3 separate regions of the Mus musculus genome follow, and regions 2 and 3 are each linked to region 1. Evidence: chromatin loops called from intact Hi-C (ENCODE). Cell type or tissue: left cerebral cortex. All regions are shown on one strand. Links, peaks and the distances in the headings refer to the core of each region. The heading gives the core; the rest is flanking DNA.

What was found. A loop is a pair of places that touch in the nucleus more often than their neighbours do. Peaks named below come from ENCODE experiments on the same cell type or tissue, not always from the same donor. Only the 100,000 strongest peaks of a DNase experiment are listed, where the experiment ranks them.
Region 2: it touches region 1 in a loop (2.8-fold over the local background); 13 of 42 quality-filtered maps call a loop at or near these places.
Region 3: it touches region 1 in a loop (2.6-fold over the local background); 14 of 42 quality-filtered maps call a loop at or near these places.

The regions. Positions count from the first base shown.
Region 1 is chr12:90,737,926-90,743,527 of GRCm38, reverse strand. Dio2 (deiodinase, iodothyronine, type II) reads left to right here and starts at 4,490. Exons shown (of 2, transcript NM_010050.4): 1 at 4,490-5,465. The coding sequence starts at 5,244. It overlaps Gm26512 (a long non-coding RNA gene), which reads right to left and starts at 5,321. Exons shown (of 5, transcript XR_872906.2): 1 at 5,228-5,321. In left cerebral cortex, for the core only: CTCF peaks have their summits at 2,877 (motif pointing left), 4,365 and 4,569; DNase peaks (open chromatin) are centred at 2,860 and 4,548; H3K4me3 peaks cover 1,111 bases; H3K27ac peaks cover 701 bases.
Region 2 is chr12:90,900,789-90,906,390 of GRCm38, reverse strand. No RefSeq gene overlaps it. Among named protein-coding and RNA genes, the nearest start is that of Gm23195, 88 kb to the right of the region's middle. In left cerebral cortex, for the core only: a CTCF peak has its summit at 2,230; DNase peaks (open chromatin) are centred at 2,291 and 2,667.
Region 3 is chr12:91,085,333-91,090,934 of GRCm38, reverse strand. All of the region lies in intron 20 of Cep128 (centrosomal protein 128), which reads left to right. Among named protein-coding and RNA genes, the nearest start is that of 5430427M07Rik, 42 kb to the right of the region's middle. In left cerebral cortex, for the core only: a CTCF peak has its summit at 2,482 (motif pointing right); DNase peaks (open chromatin) are centred at 2,463 and 4,779.

The sequences.
Region 1 (5,602 bases), core at 174-5,173:
TAGTCAGCACATTTGCCCTTTCCATAAATATTTGAATTCATAATTGTTGCATTTATTCTACAGATTCTTTTTAAAAAAAGTTTATTTTATGTGAGTATGCTGTTGCTCTCTTCAGACACACCAGATGAGGGTGTCAGGTCCAATTATAGATGGTTGTGAGCCACCATATGGTTGCTGGGAATCAAACTCAGGGCCTCTGGAAGAGCAGTCAGTGCTCTTAACCACTGAGCCATCTCTCCAGCCCTATTCTACAGATTCTTAATAAAGATGAAAAATCATGTGTATTATGCATTTGACAAGTCATATGAATGATTTTGTGGGCTATAATTCTTTAAACCAAGGTTGCTTGTATGTCTATGGCATGAACTGCTAATATGCAAAGTCCTTTGGGTATTTGCTTCCTTTCTTAGATGAGGAGGAGGGAAATGAAAAGGTATCTGTCAGGCTCCAAAATATCAAGTTCGCTTTCAGGTCATCAGACTTCATTTTCTTAATGTCATTTGAAGAGCCAAGAGCAAGCAGACCAAAGGAAGACTTCCCATTTGTTATTTTTTTCTAAGCACAGGCAGTCAATACCTCAATATGATGCACTCTTACTATGAAAAGAGGGGAAAATTTTAAACAGTTTTATGGTGATTCTGTTCAAATTAAAAAAAAAAATGCCTAGAATGTTTTTCCCTGGGTCCTGCCTTTGGAAATGAAAACCAGTGTCAAACATTGTATGGTGAGATTCAGCGGCTATGCCCTGTGCTGGATTGTTCCTGCTTGTTAGTTAGTGTATTGACTTCTCTGGACAATTTCATGACTGAGAGGGCATCCTAACCCTTTCAGTGTGTTATGAAATCTGAACCCAGACATCATGTTGGGCAATGTGAAATAGAAGTTAGGTTTTAAATACTTAGATGTTAGGTACAGAGTTCAGGGAGACGTCCCACACAGGACTTGACTCTACAACCATGCTGACCTCTCCATTCCCCTCCCCTCCCCTCCCCTCCCCTCCCCTCCCCTCCCCTCCCCTCCCCTCCTCTCCCCCTCCCCTCCTCTTTCTTTCTTTCTTTCTTTCTTTCTTTCTTTCTTTCTTTCTTTCTTTCTTTCTTTCCAAAAGTTCAATTTAATGTTTTTAAATATTCAAGGTATTGATATCAACAGAGTAAAAAGGTAAAAAATACATAAGATACATAAGTATTAACAGACCTAGCCCAATTAGTATCCAAACTACCACCTCCATTCATGACCCACACTTTAACTAAATAAAGAATTATTTTTTTTCAGATAAAGAAAGGATAAAAGTACCAGCTACTGGCATCATATTTAATAAGGAAACACTAGAATTATTTTATGAGTACACCAAAGCAACCATGTACATTTTTCTAATCATATTCAATATGATATTGGGGATTTTTATTTATTTTTTCATTTTTTACTAGATATTTTCTTTATTTACATTTCAAATGTTATCCCCTTTCCTAGTTTCCCCTCTGAAAAACCCCTATCCCCTGCCCTGTCCCCTGCTTACCAACCCACCCACCCCTGCTTCCTGGCCCTGGCATTCTCTGCCAGTGCCTGACAAATACAGAAGTGAATGTTCACAGCCATCCATTGGATGGAGCACAGGGTCTCCAATGAAGGAGCTAGAGAAAGTGCCCAAGGAGCTGAAGGGGTTTGCAGCCCCATAGGAGGAACAACAATATGAAATAACCAGTACCACCAGAGCTCCCTGGGATTAAACCACCAATCAAAGAAAACACATGGAGGGACTCGTGGCTCTAGCTGCATATGTAGCAGAGGATGGTTTAGTTGGTCATCAATGAGAGGAGAGGCCCTTGGTCCCACTTTCCTTCATTTGTGTGATAATGGTTCTATGACTTAAAGAGTAAATCCCTTGAAGATCAAAATGCTAAACACATTTTATTATAACAAGCAGCCAGGAAACCCCGTGCAGAAAGAGACCTAGCTCTGGTGGATTGTAACTTATTTCAATTCCATTCTGACATTTCTAATCTCAAATAAAGGAAAGAAAGGGACAAGAGCAAACCGCACCCACTGGTTTTAATTCTATTCTCTAAGTACTTCTGTTCCGCACATTACACGTGAAAAGGGAACATTTTTCCACTCCTTGCCAATCCTTCTTAAGAGGCCATTCCAATCACACTGTAGGTCTTGAGAATACAGGCAAATGGGTTAACTTTCCTCCTTCTCAGAAGAGCTCTGCATAGGGTTGAGATTTTCAGGACTGGGCAGTGAGTAGAAGCTTCATTTCAGGGGGCAGGGGAGGGGTATACCTCCCATCCTAGTTGCCAGGGACTTCATCAGGAATTGAAGTGCCCTCATCTACACTAATTAAGGTACTTTGCAACCCCCTCCTCTTTGTCCTCTCTTTCCTCCCATAAAGGCATTGAGAAGTTTGAAAGAAAGGAACACACAAACATTGTATTTGTGAATATCTTTTTGCAAACAGCACATGCTGGTCCAAGGAGAGATATTCCGTGGTTTATGTTAATTTTTCAAACATCTAAAGTCTCCTCATCTAAATAAAAATTTAGCCCATGGAGTATACACTCAAACCTCACAATTGACGATTAGGAAGGAAAGAAAGAAGGAAGGAAGGAAGGAAGGAAGGAAGGAAGGAAGGAAGGAAGGGGAGAGGAGAGGAGAGGAGAGGAGAGGAGAGGAGAAGAGAAGAGAAGAGAAGAGAAGAGAAGAGAAGAGAAGAGAAGAGAAGAGAAGAGAAGAGGAAAGAAATAAAAATATGATGGTAGAGAGCCCTTGTCTTTGGGGAGCAGCCATGCAAAAAGCTACCTCATTTTAGAATTCCAGGGCACCTCTCTACCATGTTATGTTGTATGTGAATGGCGCCCCCTAGTGTGAAGCAGAGCTGAGCCCTCTATATGCCCTAGGTATTCATTCATTCAGAACACCACTGAGCTGAACATGTCCCAACCAGGATTCTTATGTGCTCGGGAGATGGCAATGTGTAGAGAAGACAAGAGTTGTGGGTCACATAGAGCTTACTCTCTCCTTGGGACTATTTTTCAGAACCATATTACCAGCTGAACAAAATACATCCATATGCAGATTTTAGCCCATGCTCTCTACAAAGAATGACCTCTGTTTAGGCTTTACAGTCCTGTCAATACAGAGTTGGAGACCGGGGGCAAGATATAGAAGCTCAAGGGACTGACCACCTGTTTGCATCTACTGTTCAGCTCGAGCTTGACAGGAGCTCTGTGAACATAGAAAACTCAACAAATTGACTTTCAATTTCAATTTATGTTTCCACTCCAGTGTCTATAATTGTCACTACTACTCTCAGAAAAATGTCACTCCTAGAAGTGATCTGTTAGGTAAGAGAGGGAGGAAACGTAGAAGGAGGTAGGGGTGGAAACTCACTGCCAGGTTCTATCTGTTTAAATAACTGTCCTGGGAACTAAAAGGCAAGAGAGTCCACTGAGGCCCAAGGGGCACCTGGTGTTAATTCTTGGTTTGTTTCTATTCCTAACCACTTACAGCCCCTAGCCACTTACAACCCCTACCATCTATATAGCCCCTTACTACCTATATAGCCCCTAACTACCTATAGCCTTTTTACTTTCTTTTAATCTTCTCCTCCAAGCAAACTAAATGGCTCCCTAAAGCTTCTGGACTATTAAAGGCTGAATTTAAGAGATTCTCATAAATAATCAATTTCTCAGTCTCCTGGGATCTAAATGCCAATGAATGGAAATAGTATTTTATCAGTGTTGTAGGGAAATGACACTGAAAGAGTTGGTCACTCAGCAGCTCCTTCCATGGCTGGAAGGTTAGTTGTTATTGTTGTTGTTGTTGTAATATCGAAGCTTTAGTAAAACCAAAAATAATACTTGAATTCAGTTTGGGAATAATCTTTAAAGATATACCATGGTGGTCTCAAATAGTTTATAAAATTTCCAACTCAAAATTCACTTTCTATTCCCTCTGATAAGATCATTACTGAAAATATATTCATAACACCCAGGAATGAGATCGGGTGAGAAAAAAACCAATCCTGTGTAAAGGTGTAACGCCCACACGGGAGCATTAATAGCTTTATTTTTTCTTTTTAATGGAGCAGAGAGCACCCATGTTCACGCTTTCGCTTTTCTACCTGCCTGCCAGGAAGCTTTCTTGCCAAAATTCCTAAGTTAATAAAAATGATAATCAGAGGAAAGTGTTAACATATTAGTCTACAAATTACTTTTCTTTAAGTTTGGAAGCATTTCTTGAGACTTGTCAAAGGTAACATCGTTTTTTCTTTCTCTCCCTTTAAAGCACAAAGCAAAATCCTTCTGTCTCCCCCACCTCTCCTTTTAAAAAAGTTGTAGAGTTTTGCCTTTCTGCTCACTGCACTCCTGGCCAAAGTAAGCCCTCTTTCTCAATGACGTCAAGATCTTTAGCAAGATTAGGCTTTCATTTCTCTATTGCAGCAATTAGCCAGGGAATGTATAAAAGGCTTCAGGGAGACTCACTAGCTGCAGAGAGAGGCACTCTGCAGCCAGCGGAGGCAGAAGATAGCAAAGAGGGAAACGCCAGAGGGAGGGGGCAGAGGACAGCCGCTCCTGGAGAACCTGGAGAAAGGACAGGCAGAGGGAGACAGGCTGGGAGGAGGAGAACAGAAAGTATGTTTACAACGGAGTAAAGACAGAGCGAAAGAAAGAAAGAAAAAAAGAAAGAAAGAAAGAAAAAAACCCCAAACAAACCAAACAACCCCTACCCTTACAGCACAGTTAAGAAATTGGCAGTGCAAGAAGCCAGACAGCGTTTAAAGGAACATGAAAAGCTAAAAGAAAATTTTTACCATCTCTGCAGTCTCATAGGTGCCTGGAAATGAAAGTAGAACTTCCTGTCTTTAACGGACTCTGACAGGGGTAAACTGGATTAGGGACTGGCACGCCAGGGTTTTTGTTGTTGTTGTTGCTGGTGGTGGTGCCTTTTTTTTTTTTTTAAACCATCTTAAATCCTGGAAAAAAATGCATCTCGGAATTGAATGAATTGATGGGTACACTCCAACTGCTGGGCTGCAGAGCCTGAACCTGGTCTTTCCATTTCTGCTTCTTTCAAAGAAGAGACAAGTTGGGATTTCTTCTAATTTAGCTTTTCTCCCTCTCCCTCACCCCCCTCCCAACCTTCCCCTTGGTCCCCCACTTCTCTACCACCACCTTCCTTTGCAAAAAGAAGGTGACTGGGGAAGCAGAGTGCCCAGGAGACTGACCGAGGAGGCAGAGAAGATGGGACTCCTCAGCGTAGACTTGCTGATCACCCTGCAGATCCTGCCAGTCTTTTTCTCCAACTGCCTCTTCCTGGCGCTCTATGACTCGGTCATTCTGCTCAAGCACGTGGCGTTGCTTCTGAGCCGCTCCAAGTCCACTCGCGGAGAGTGGAGGCGCATGCTGACCTCAGAAGGGCTGCGCTGTGTCTGGAACAGCTTCCTCCTAGATGCCTACAAACAGGTGAGCTGCAGCCACTGAGCTTCTCCTGGGTCGCAAGGGCTAGGGGTGTGGAAGGTGTGGGGCTGCTGGCTCTGGGGAGTCCTACTTGGGGTGTCCTCTCCAGTGACTATGTTCCACGGAGTCTCAGTGCCACTTGG
Region 2 (5,602 bases), core at 266-5,265, 160 kb before region 1:
GTCGATTCAATCCATTGAGAGGACAGGACAAATGTTTGCATTCGGTTTTCGTATTTGCTCAGGGTACCCAAGGACTCACTGTAATTAATAACACATTGTTGGATTTGGAGAATCGCTTTTATCTCAGGATCCTGTGATCGTAGAGAAGAGACATCACTGCAAGCCCTAAACAGCCTAAAGTTTGACCTATAATTTTTACTTTTCTACAAACACCTGTCTGGAGGGAGTGTGTGTCACATTGGGCCAGGACTGGGATTGTCTTATCTCTACTGACTCTTTGCTGTCTTTGTGCATGCTTTGTGCTTGCTTTCTGCCAATGTATATATATGTATATATATATATATATATTAACATATTCACTTTACATCCCACTCACTGTTCCCTGCACCCCCTGGGGGGCACATCAAGTCTCTGCAGGATTAGTCTCTCTGAAGTCAGAGAAGGCAGCCATGTGCTACATATGTGTCTGGGGCAGCTAAGGGAGAGAGGTACCTGGGTGAAAGAGAGGAGTGGGAGGGGAATAGGAGAGTAGGATCAGGTATAGGGAGAGACAGGAAAGAGGTCCAGAGGGGCAGAAGAATGAATGGAAATCTGCATTCGCTTTTTGCTGCTTCCACCTGCCTCCTGCTCCTGCTCTTTGACTTCTCCGCCATGATGAAATAGACCCTCAATAGTGAGCCAAGATAAACGCTGTCTTTTCATTGTTTCTGTCAGTTGTCTGGCTGTAGCAACTACAAAGGTAATCAGTACATGGGGTTTCTGTCTCCATCAGATGTTAGGTAGAGCCTCTCCTAGGATAGCCATGCAAGATTCCTGTCTGTAGCCCAACATAGCATCAGTCATAGTGTCAGGGATTGGTGGCTGCCCATGGGATGAATCCCAAGTTGGGCCAGTTATTGGTCAGTTGACACCAGCTAGCTTGCTTTCTTAGTTATTCAGCCCAGGACTCCACTCTATGGACTGATGTTATCTACAGTTACAGGCTAGGGCATGCTTTCCTACTTTCGTTCACCTAAGCTAGAACATCTCTCTCACATGTACCCAAAGGTTTGTTTCCACGGCGATTCTAAATCCCACCAAGTCGACAGCTGCTCAAGGCCAATCATTAAAGCTTGGGCCTTCAGAAGGTAACTTCATTTAGATGTAGACTTTTAAAAATGGTAATCAAATCAAAGTGAGGTCATGGGTGTGGGACCTTATCTGAGTGGTGAGGTAAGAACAGGAAATTCCACTCTAGGTATATATAGAGGCAAGGTGACTCAGAGACAAAGATCTCTTTTGGACCTAATTTCAAACCTAATTGACTAATTGACAGGCTTGAAACAGAAGCATCCCTCATGCCATTAACACCTCAAGGCATCCCCACCTTGGAACCTCATCCTTCAGAAGACTAAGGGAACTGAACTGTCTTTCAAGACATTCATACTGGGGCACTTAATTATTGAAAGCCTAGTAAACTAACGCAGGGCTGTATGCAAAGATTACAGGACTCCTTAGGGAGAAGTAGAAATGAGTATTTGTTGAAGGGAATGAAATAAAGATGCATACATTTATTTTATTTCCCTTGTCTGTTTTTCCATTTAGCTGCGTGTGTGTGTCTCTGTGTGTATGTTATATACATGTATGTATGTATGCATGGTGGCATATATGCCAACACACATGTGAATAGAGGCTTGAGATTTAGTGTTGGAAATCATCCCCACTAACAAGCTTGCTTTAGGGATGCCCTGTCTCTACCTTCTGAGGCCAGAGTTACAGGTGGAATAGCATCCCTACCCAGCATTCACATGGGTCCTAGGGATCCAAACTCTGGTGTCAGCAAAGCCAGCCCTTTGACCACCAAGCTGTCTTCCCAGCTCCGTCTTTTTTTTTGATTCTTTCATAATCAGGACTGTAATATCGTGAGGTGAGCATTGCCTTTATTATGTTGAAGACTCTGGAGAGAGACCTGCAGTGACTTGCATAAAATCTAAGAACTGACGGTAGAGTTGATTTCAACCCATGTCTCATCTACTAATCCTTTGTATCTTCCCTTTGCATCATTAAGGAGGGAAGCACACACACGTAACCCAGGCCCCACCCTTGTCATACGCATGTAGTGACTCCAGTGAAGACATATTTGCCAATGTAGGAGCAGGATTAAGCCCAAGGAAGCTTTGATCTGAAATTAATCCTAACCTCTTGACAATGGCTCTGTTAACAATCTGTGAGTCACTTTGGCTTCTCACTAGGGGGTGCTGCAGCCCATGACCTCACCAACATGCAATAAGACAGGAGCACTCCGACTCAAAGCTGCTTCTCGTACATAGATCATGACACTTTTCATTCCTGACGTTCATATATTTCTACTTCTAATTGAGAAGGGGGTTTTCAAATGCACCAAAGCGGGGGAATTGTTCATAATGATATGGTTAGATGTGTGTTTTAGTCATTGTGCAGATTGATGCAGTAGATGTGTGTTATAATCTATATAAAAGGACATGCAGTTCCTTCTCCAAGGGGCAGGACATACTTTGATATCTTCAGAGAGCAGACAATTAACTCGTGGTTGGATGCATAGGAACTTACTTCATACTCTGTAGCTTCAGTTTTTTCTAGTGATTGCTTCACTCTGGAAAGAGGCATGCGACTGCATTCTGTCCTACTTTTTCCATTTATGAGCCAGAAATAAAATGTGGGACACTTTACTTCAAAGGCACCCAGAAGATGAATGAGGTAGTGTCCTTAAAATACTCTGTGGTTATTGAAGAGGTAGCGTTAAATCCTTTCTGTAAATAGTACGGGAGGGACGAGGCCCACCACTTGACTTTGACCTGTCAGTGTGTGCTCGAATCTCTTCATCCCACTTGGTCACAGGCTATTCTCAAGAATGTTTATTGCTGTTTTCCTTAGTGAGATAAAAGGATAACCACTGGATGGAAATTCCCATTTGGGGACTGGATAAATGGATGCGTTTCAATTTTACATTGGAGAGGAGAAGTCTTCTTTTCTCCTGCCCTCTAGAAGTCTTTTGTCTCTGTTTTTCTCCAAGCATATAAATGGTTTGCCGTGGTAACATTGTGGCAACGTTTCTGCATGGTCTCTTTATTCATGGCCAACAGGAAAGGTTTCCACTGTACTTTGTATTCAAACTGTTTTCCAGATGGGTTTAGCAAGGCACACTGGGTGGTGCACTGGACAGTTCAGGTTAAATTAGAGTTTGGAAGTTTGAAGTCTTCTGCAGATTGAATTATGTCCTTAAAGTCTTATGCTGGAAGTAAATTCCCCAATGTGTCTATATTTAGGGAGCAGCCCTATAAGCTGGTAATTAAGGTCACATGAGGTCACAAGGATGAGGCCCTGATTTGATAGAAATAGTGCCCTAATTGGAAAAGACATCAGAGCTTTCTGTCATATTCATGCTCTCTCTCCTTCTCTACTATATACCGAGACGGCCGTCTTCTATAACCCAGAAGAGTGGTCTCTGTAACCATCCTATCCTGATGGAGACCTCATACCCTACAGAAAACAGATGCCCATTGTCAAAGATGTCAAGTTTATGTGTGGTGTTTTGCTATGACAGGCTGATCAGATTACTTCATAATTCTTACCTTTGAGTGACAAGCGAGAGATAGCGTGGTTTCTCTATGCACATAATGCAGTTTTAGGTTTTGTGGTTCATAGTCTGCCTTAATTTCTTTTCTTGTTGTCCTGATCAAATACTCTGATGGGAACGACTTAAGGAGGAAGCACTTATTTTAGCTCACTGTTCATGGTACAGCCCATCCTGACAGGAAAGTCAAGATATCAAGAGCTGGAGGGAGCTGGTCATATGATCACAGTCAGAAGAAGAGAGCAATAAGTAGATGCACGCTTTAGCTTCCTTTATCCATTTCACATAGTCCAGGATCCCAGGCAATGAAGGCAGCCACATACAGTAGGTAGGCCTTTGAAATTAATTAGTGTAATCAGGAGAAGATCTTACAAGCATGCCCAGAGTCCCTCTTCCAGGTGAGTCTAGATTCTGTCAAGCTGACAATTACTAGCAGTGACCACATATTTTCTGTTGCAACTACTCACGTCTACCATTTTGACTTAAAAGCAGTCATAGTGTGTATGAAACATGAAATGAGTTAGGTTGCAACAAACTTTATTTCCAAAAACCAAAGAGGGCCATATGTGCTACAATCTTTAGGGGTTTTTTTTTTTTTTTTTGACTTCTCATCTAAGATCACACAGTAGGTTAAAGTAGACATATTTAAAACTCTTTTATGAAAGCACAGACATTCATTGTTACTGAACAACAATAATGGTACTCAATTCTCTTAACTATATATGTTTTAAGTTCTGACGTGTGATTCTTGTTAATATTAATATGGTGCCTTTCAAGCTAGATGTGCAAGAGCTAAATCTTCTTTATATGGTTGAGCCGCAGAAACCCGCGTGTCCTAATTTTTAGGTTCTTCTAATCCAATGAAAACAATCTCTTCTTTGATGCCTTAATTTTTTTCCTGTACAAATATCCTGATGGAAGGTCTCTCTCTCTCTCTCTCTCTCTCTCTCTCTCTCTCTCTCTCTCTCACACACACACACACACACACACACACACACACACACACACACACCAGCATCCCGTCTTCCTTTGCTGCATGCAGTCAGTGTGCTGACCAACACTTCTGTTTTCCTACATGCCAATCCTGAGAGTCCCTTTCTTATCCCATTATTCCCAGATGCTGGCAGACACTTCACTTCCTCCCTCGTTTTCTTATCATGGACTATAATTATTTGAAAAATGTCTTTCCTCTGGCCTCTGGGTGTCTCCGATGATTGCCAGTGCTTTCTGCTTGACTGTTTAGCTACAACCACAACCATCAATTGCAATGTGCTTATTATGACTCAGGAGCTAAGCCAACTTTCTCCAAATATAATCTCATTTTAGTTACTGTAGCAGTCCCCTCAGATAGGTATTATTATGTCCATTTTGTAGATGAGGACACTGGAGCACAGAGGCAGAGAGTAAAGGGACTCTGGTTGAATAATTGTCCGGGAGTAGCACCATTTGGTTTGGAACTCAAGTGATTCTGAATCCAGAGACTGTATTGTATGTAGGTTTTTTCTGTTAGCTGTTTGGAGTGCATATGCTTTCAAGATGTCCTCTTTTTAGGCTCTTACAACAATTATAGTTTTAAAAAAAGCTGTGTATCCTGGAGGTAGGGTGCATTATGAATCATTTCATGAAGAGAATTTAGGTTTTTTTGCTCCTTTGAATTTTGAATATAATTTTTATAAATATTCTACTTATTATAGTTAATGTGTATACTTACTATCTTGGTACATTCTTCTTTGGTTAAATATGGGTTAGCTAGCTCTGTGTCAGTAAGTTTTTGTTTGAATCTTTTAGATGCGTACTGTCTTGATGTGTTATTAATTAGTTAAATATGGAATAATTAACTGTGCTGTTATGCTTTTGTTTGTATCTTTAAAAACTATCATCCTAAGAAAAATGAGAGCGGCAAAGCTTTCCCTATACTCTACTTTTCTAACCATAAGAGAACATAAATGGAAAGACACTGGGTCTCTGTGTTAGAAAGAACTTATGATGGACTTTTATATAGTTAGTGTA
Region 3 (5,602 bases), core at 266-5,265, 350 kb before region 1:
GCTGTAAGTGGTCATTCATTGTCCTATCACCTATTAATCGCATGTCTTTACTCAGTTGATCTTCATATGCCATTTATATTTCTGATTGCTCACTGTTCTTTGCATTATAAAGTGCTTAAACTGTGTGGATTTGTGACCCTAATTCAGAAAAAATAATGCAGGTAAAATATTTAGTTAATATATTTGTGACTCTGTTGCCTTAGATGATAGCATACAACACCTGACACAGTTATAAGTCAAATTCTTATGAATGTCTTCAGTATGTAAGAAAACGCATGTGGATAACATGTACACTGTGAGGCAGGCTTTAGAGCAGCTGTTGAAGACAGTTCTGAGAAGCAGTTTCTGTCCTTGAAATATTTTGCTGCACCCTGAATCTTACATGTTCATATTGGCATGTGCCTTTTATAGGAATGTTTATATTGTATATTCTTGTCTGTATAATTATGCTCCAGTGTAGGCATAGCACTCAGGATAATTTTTAAAATCACTATGAACTTTTGGAGGACCTAAACATAGGATGCTTTTTGGAGTCAGCAATTATGACAGATGTAACATTTAAAAATTGGCCGTGAAGGACCACACTCTGACCAGTCCTACTTGGCTACAGGCGTCTTTGCAAGGCTTTCGTTGAATTCTGTGTATCTCCTGTGGCGTCCCCTGTACCATAGGGATTGCATGCTGATTACCTGCCCTTTAGATCGTTGGTCATGCGTGCCCTTAAATCTGTTCTCAGCAGAATATATCTCTTATTAAAACTTCTATATTGTATGGGTTTCCTAGAATGCTATATGACATGTCACAAACTTGGTGGATGTGTGTGGAGGTCAGAGTTAATATCAACCAAACTCAAGGCTGCACTCGTTCACACAGGGTCAGGAGGAGAATCTGTCTCCTTGGCTTTCCTAGCTTGTAGAGATTATGATCAGGCATTGGCTCATGTTAGCCTTCCTCTGTTTTCAAAGCCAGCAGAAACATATAGGTGCATGCTGTCTGTGGGAATTCCCAAAGGAGACACTCCTGGTATTTGACATGGAGTTATGCTTTGTAAGAAGCATGCTCTACTCCATTCCAGCTTTCCCTTTCCAGGGAACTGTATACAGCTAGATCACTAGATCATAGTAGTGGCAGAAATATGAGAGTTTCCTTCTAAAAGCTCAAGTGTGGTTTGGCTCTAGGGTAGACCTCTTGTTATGTCTCAAACCATGGTCAAAAGGCTAAGGTGCCTATTAGATTATCAAAGAGGACAGTGTCTGCCACCCTCTTGCAGCATCTACTATAGAGGCATTCTGACTGGCATACCCCATTCCCTGCCCTAAACTCTCCAGCCCAGTGCCTGGCCTGGGGTCCAAGCCCCAGCTTCTTATTCCTATGTAACCCAGCTATTTTGGCTCTCCTGCTCTCCTGCTCACTCCTGACCTCTTGGCTTCTGTCTCCTCTCTCCTCCACCATTTTCTCACAAGGCCTAGTTCAGTGGCCTGTCATGATCACTCTGGACTGTTCCAGTTGCCTCTGCCTGTGCTCCCTCCCCTCTATATCGATAATAAACGCTCAGCCTCTTGGAAGCAGTCATGTCCTCCTTTCATTTATTTTTTGCATTCACTTGTAACCTAGAAAACACCACGGATCTCCCTAGTAGCTGCATCAAACACAGAGACAATAAAACACACAAACAAAAAAATCAAGAATATTTTGTAGGTTCTATAAATAAGAGATGGTCAAAAAAATGAAATAAACAGAGGTTGCATAGACTCTAAAATGTGTAGCTGCTAGAATGTAGAGTCCCTCTAAGCTAAGGAATTTCAAACTGCACTTTGTGAACAGTTGAGAATGCTATGTGAATAGGCGCATCATCATTTGGGCAGAAGACACTTAACCTGGAAATAGTGTTTACCATGAGTCACAGAGTTCTTGCCCTTTTTTGTTAATCAAGGGTCTTTTAAAGCAAAGATAGCCCTTGACCAATTTAGGGCAGTGATTTATTCTTTAGTGAATACACCCTTACTTTCTCTTTCTTTCTATCTTTATAGAAAAGACAAAAGCGTATTTGTTGGCTACATCAGAACGTTCATTCTGTGTCTCTTGGTTTTCCTCAGCCCAAGAGCTACGAAGGAGCAAGGTGGAGCTGGCTAGGAAGCTCTTGTCTTTTTTTTTTTCTGTACTGTTGAAGTTTGGGGAATGTTTCCCCAGAAATGAATTAGCTTTAAATGAAAACACGAGTACCTGTTTTTGTGTGTCGAACCACATAGCCAAGACAGACAGTGGCCCGTAAAACCATTTCTTTATTGAAGCTTCATGCATCGGGCCAGTTGATGCCCATCTGTGGACTGGCATGTTGTTTTCGTGTCTCCCAGACCACAAGGGATAGACAGAGATTTTCAGTGTTGCTCTTTTTTTTTTTAACCTGTGTTCTCTGTGCTGAGGTCTGATGAGGAAACTCTGAGCTCCTTGTGGCATGTTCACTGATAGCCAGCTGGTGGCAGTAGATATGACAGAGTTTTAATAATGTAGCTTTCTGTCCTAGGTGGAGTAGGAAGACAGAGTGCCTAGTGGCCTCTTTCTTTTGTTTGTTTAAAATTACAGCTGATACTTATTACACGTTTTATTGATTTCACAAGAGATACTTAGGGGGAATTTTTAAAAAAGTAATTTTTTATTATGCACCTGCCACTATTGTAAGTGTTTTGTGTCTGTATTTGTCTCTTGATCTCTACTTGGGATTCTTCCTCTAGATAGCAAGATCAGTGCAGCAGTTCCCTCCAGGGAAATAATAGTGTAGTGTTCACATAAGCACCCTATGCACTTTGAGCCATGCCTAGATTACGTACAATAGCCAGTACAATGTAAATGATACATTCATAGTTGTTGTCTTTTTAGGGCACACTGACAAAGGGAGAATAAATCTGTAAATGGCCATTGCATACATAAGTGTAAAAGAGTATTTTGAGGCTATGGTTAGGGTAGTCCAGGTACCCAGAGAGTCAACAGTATTAATTTAAACCCAAATATACTTGACTCTATTTACCTTATTACCTTATTTACCTTATTACAATATTTCCTTATTGTTTTGTTTTATAAGATATTTCTTTTGTTGTATGCTGATATTCTAAACGTCTGGTTTCTCAACTGTGAGCGTTTGCTTTCCTTCAGTCACGTGTGAGGCAACCTGGAGCGGAGAGCCACAGTGTAGACGCCCAGCCAGGCACAGGTAGACTTCTTCCAGATTGCTGACCATCAGTGAAGTTTTCTTTCAGTTTGTGAAAGAGATGCTGGATAAGCATGTGCGGTTGAAGAGGGGATGGTAGAACATTTCAGTGCAAGTCTTGAAATATAGAGGAGGGTAGTCATTATTTCATAAAAAAAAAAAACAAGGTCCAGTGTAGAAGGCCTGTGGGCACGGAATGTCTTAGAGCTCAGTCCTCATCTGTAAGATATGAGGAGATTAGCATATATCAGGGGTTCTTAAATTACTGTCATTTAAAGCATTTAGTTCCACCATGACACTATGGGGGTCTGTCTCAAAACAGGAGGGGAGCTTATTTGATGACCCTTCAAGCCTTCCCTAAAGCAGCTTCCTTTCAGCCCCTTTAAATTATTTATTAGCAGTACATACTAGATAATGTGTATTTCACTTATAAATGGAATTCTGATTCTTTAGAGAAAATGAAAATTTGGGCTTGTAATATTTCTGCCCCTTCTATCCTTACAGTGTCAATAATTACAATAGTTTGATAGCCAAGGAAAAACAATAAAAAGAAAAAAAGTGACCATTTTCTCGTGTATGTAGCTAATGTTTTGATTATCAGGAGTACTCCTGTAGCAGGCTAAATCTGTCATTTATGGTCCCTTGTGAGATGCCATGTGCTACTTTGATATCATTATACCATGATTACTGTACACAAAGAAAGACACACAGACTAAATTTTGAATATTGAACTTCTGAGAATTTATATTCTCACTGTTCTTAGTAAAGGACAGGACACATGGGGATGTGGAGCAGGGACTCTTTCTGACTAGCTGGGTACAGCAGCTAACAGCTAAAAGCTTCCGGCTATGCTCCAGTATTCTTCTGCCCAAGGTGTTGCTGTAAATGCTGCTGTATCACTCTCAGCTGCCCTGAGCTAGGATGGGAAGGAGATGCTTTCTACTGAATGGTTAAAGAGAAAATAGTTATTTCTAAGCTTGATCTCCAACATTTTAAAGAGGAGTCAAGTTCCTAGTTAGGTGTGTTGGTGATGCACGGCTGGATGTAATTTACCTTTTAAAACCAAGTATATTACCTGCTTTTATGAAGCTAGAAATGAGGTAACTAAGTTAAGACAGTGTCACGTTTCCTTAAGTACCAAGGGATGGGTTGCAAAGATTGCAAAGGAAGTGGTACAAAACTGTTGTGTTGTGTGACCCTAGCTGTGCTTCAGAACACTAAGTGGAACCAAACAAAACCAGAGGCTTCGGTTCCCAACTATGATCCCTGCTTATTTTCTAGGAAAGATTTCTTTTCCAAACACGACACATGATAATGAGTTGGCATAAGTTCATTTAAAGACTGGGGTCAATCTTAGGGAGGCTCCCGGGCTGCTATACTTCTCACTCCATCCTTTCATTAAGTGATGTCCATGGAAGGTGATCAGTCGCAGCGGCTTCTATGGCAGTTGACTGTAGCGCAATAATGAAGCAGAGTCCGAGGGTGCCAGCGCTGAGCAGCGGTGCTTTCTGAAACAAATGAGGTCAGCCATTACGACAGGGGCACTAGCCACACCAGTGGGGACAGCATTGTGTTCCTTCACCTCGTTGGCAGTCTTACTGCATTCTGCCTTCTCTTGGCAGTAGGATGTTGCTTCTCAGCCATGGTCAGTAGCTAGGCTTCACCAGCACAGGCTCCCAGTCCCACTTCTTCATTCCCAACAAAGGGATCTGAATAGTGCAATTTGGGGGTTTTAAGTTAAATTCAAAGTTAGAGAGGCAGTTCTCAGAAAAATGAGGAAGTCCAGACTTTGATGTCAGAAGACTCCTAAGGCAAGTAGGAGTGAAAATGTGAAAACTAAGTAACAGTCTAATTACGTACGTATGGCATGGTGCGAACAAGCGCGCATTGTTCTAGGTAGGTTACAAGTTAGGAGAACGAGGCTGTAGATATGCCTTTAATGCTACCTAGGTAGTTATGGTTTCATGTATTTATTGTGAGCACAGACAGCAGAATTACTGATCTTGGCAAGGGGTACTAGTCACAGTCAGTGGGGACAGTGTGTGTTCCTTTACCTCTTTGGCAGTCTCATACTGTATTCTCCTAGATTCGTTCCTAGTTTGTTTCTATACCTTGCTGCTAAGTAACCTGAAACGCCAATGAAAACTCTTCTCCCAAATATACCAGAAAACAGTACTATGTTGCTTTATCATCGATTCTCTTGACTATGGGAGGCTTTGGCAGGAGAGTTTTGCTTCTCAGCCATGACCATTAGGTAGGCTTTAGCAAAACTGGTTCATAGTCCTATTCCTAAGTTCTGAGTTGGAGTGGTACGGAGCTTAGCTGAGGCATTTCGTTTGCGTGCTCTCGGCTGGAAGACAGTCTGGGTCACCTGGAGCCGCCTTCAGATCAGCTGGA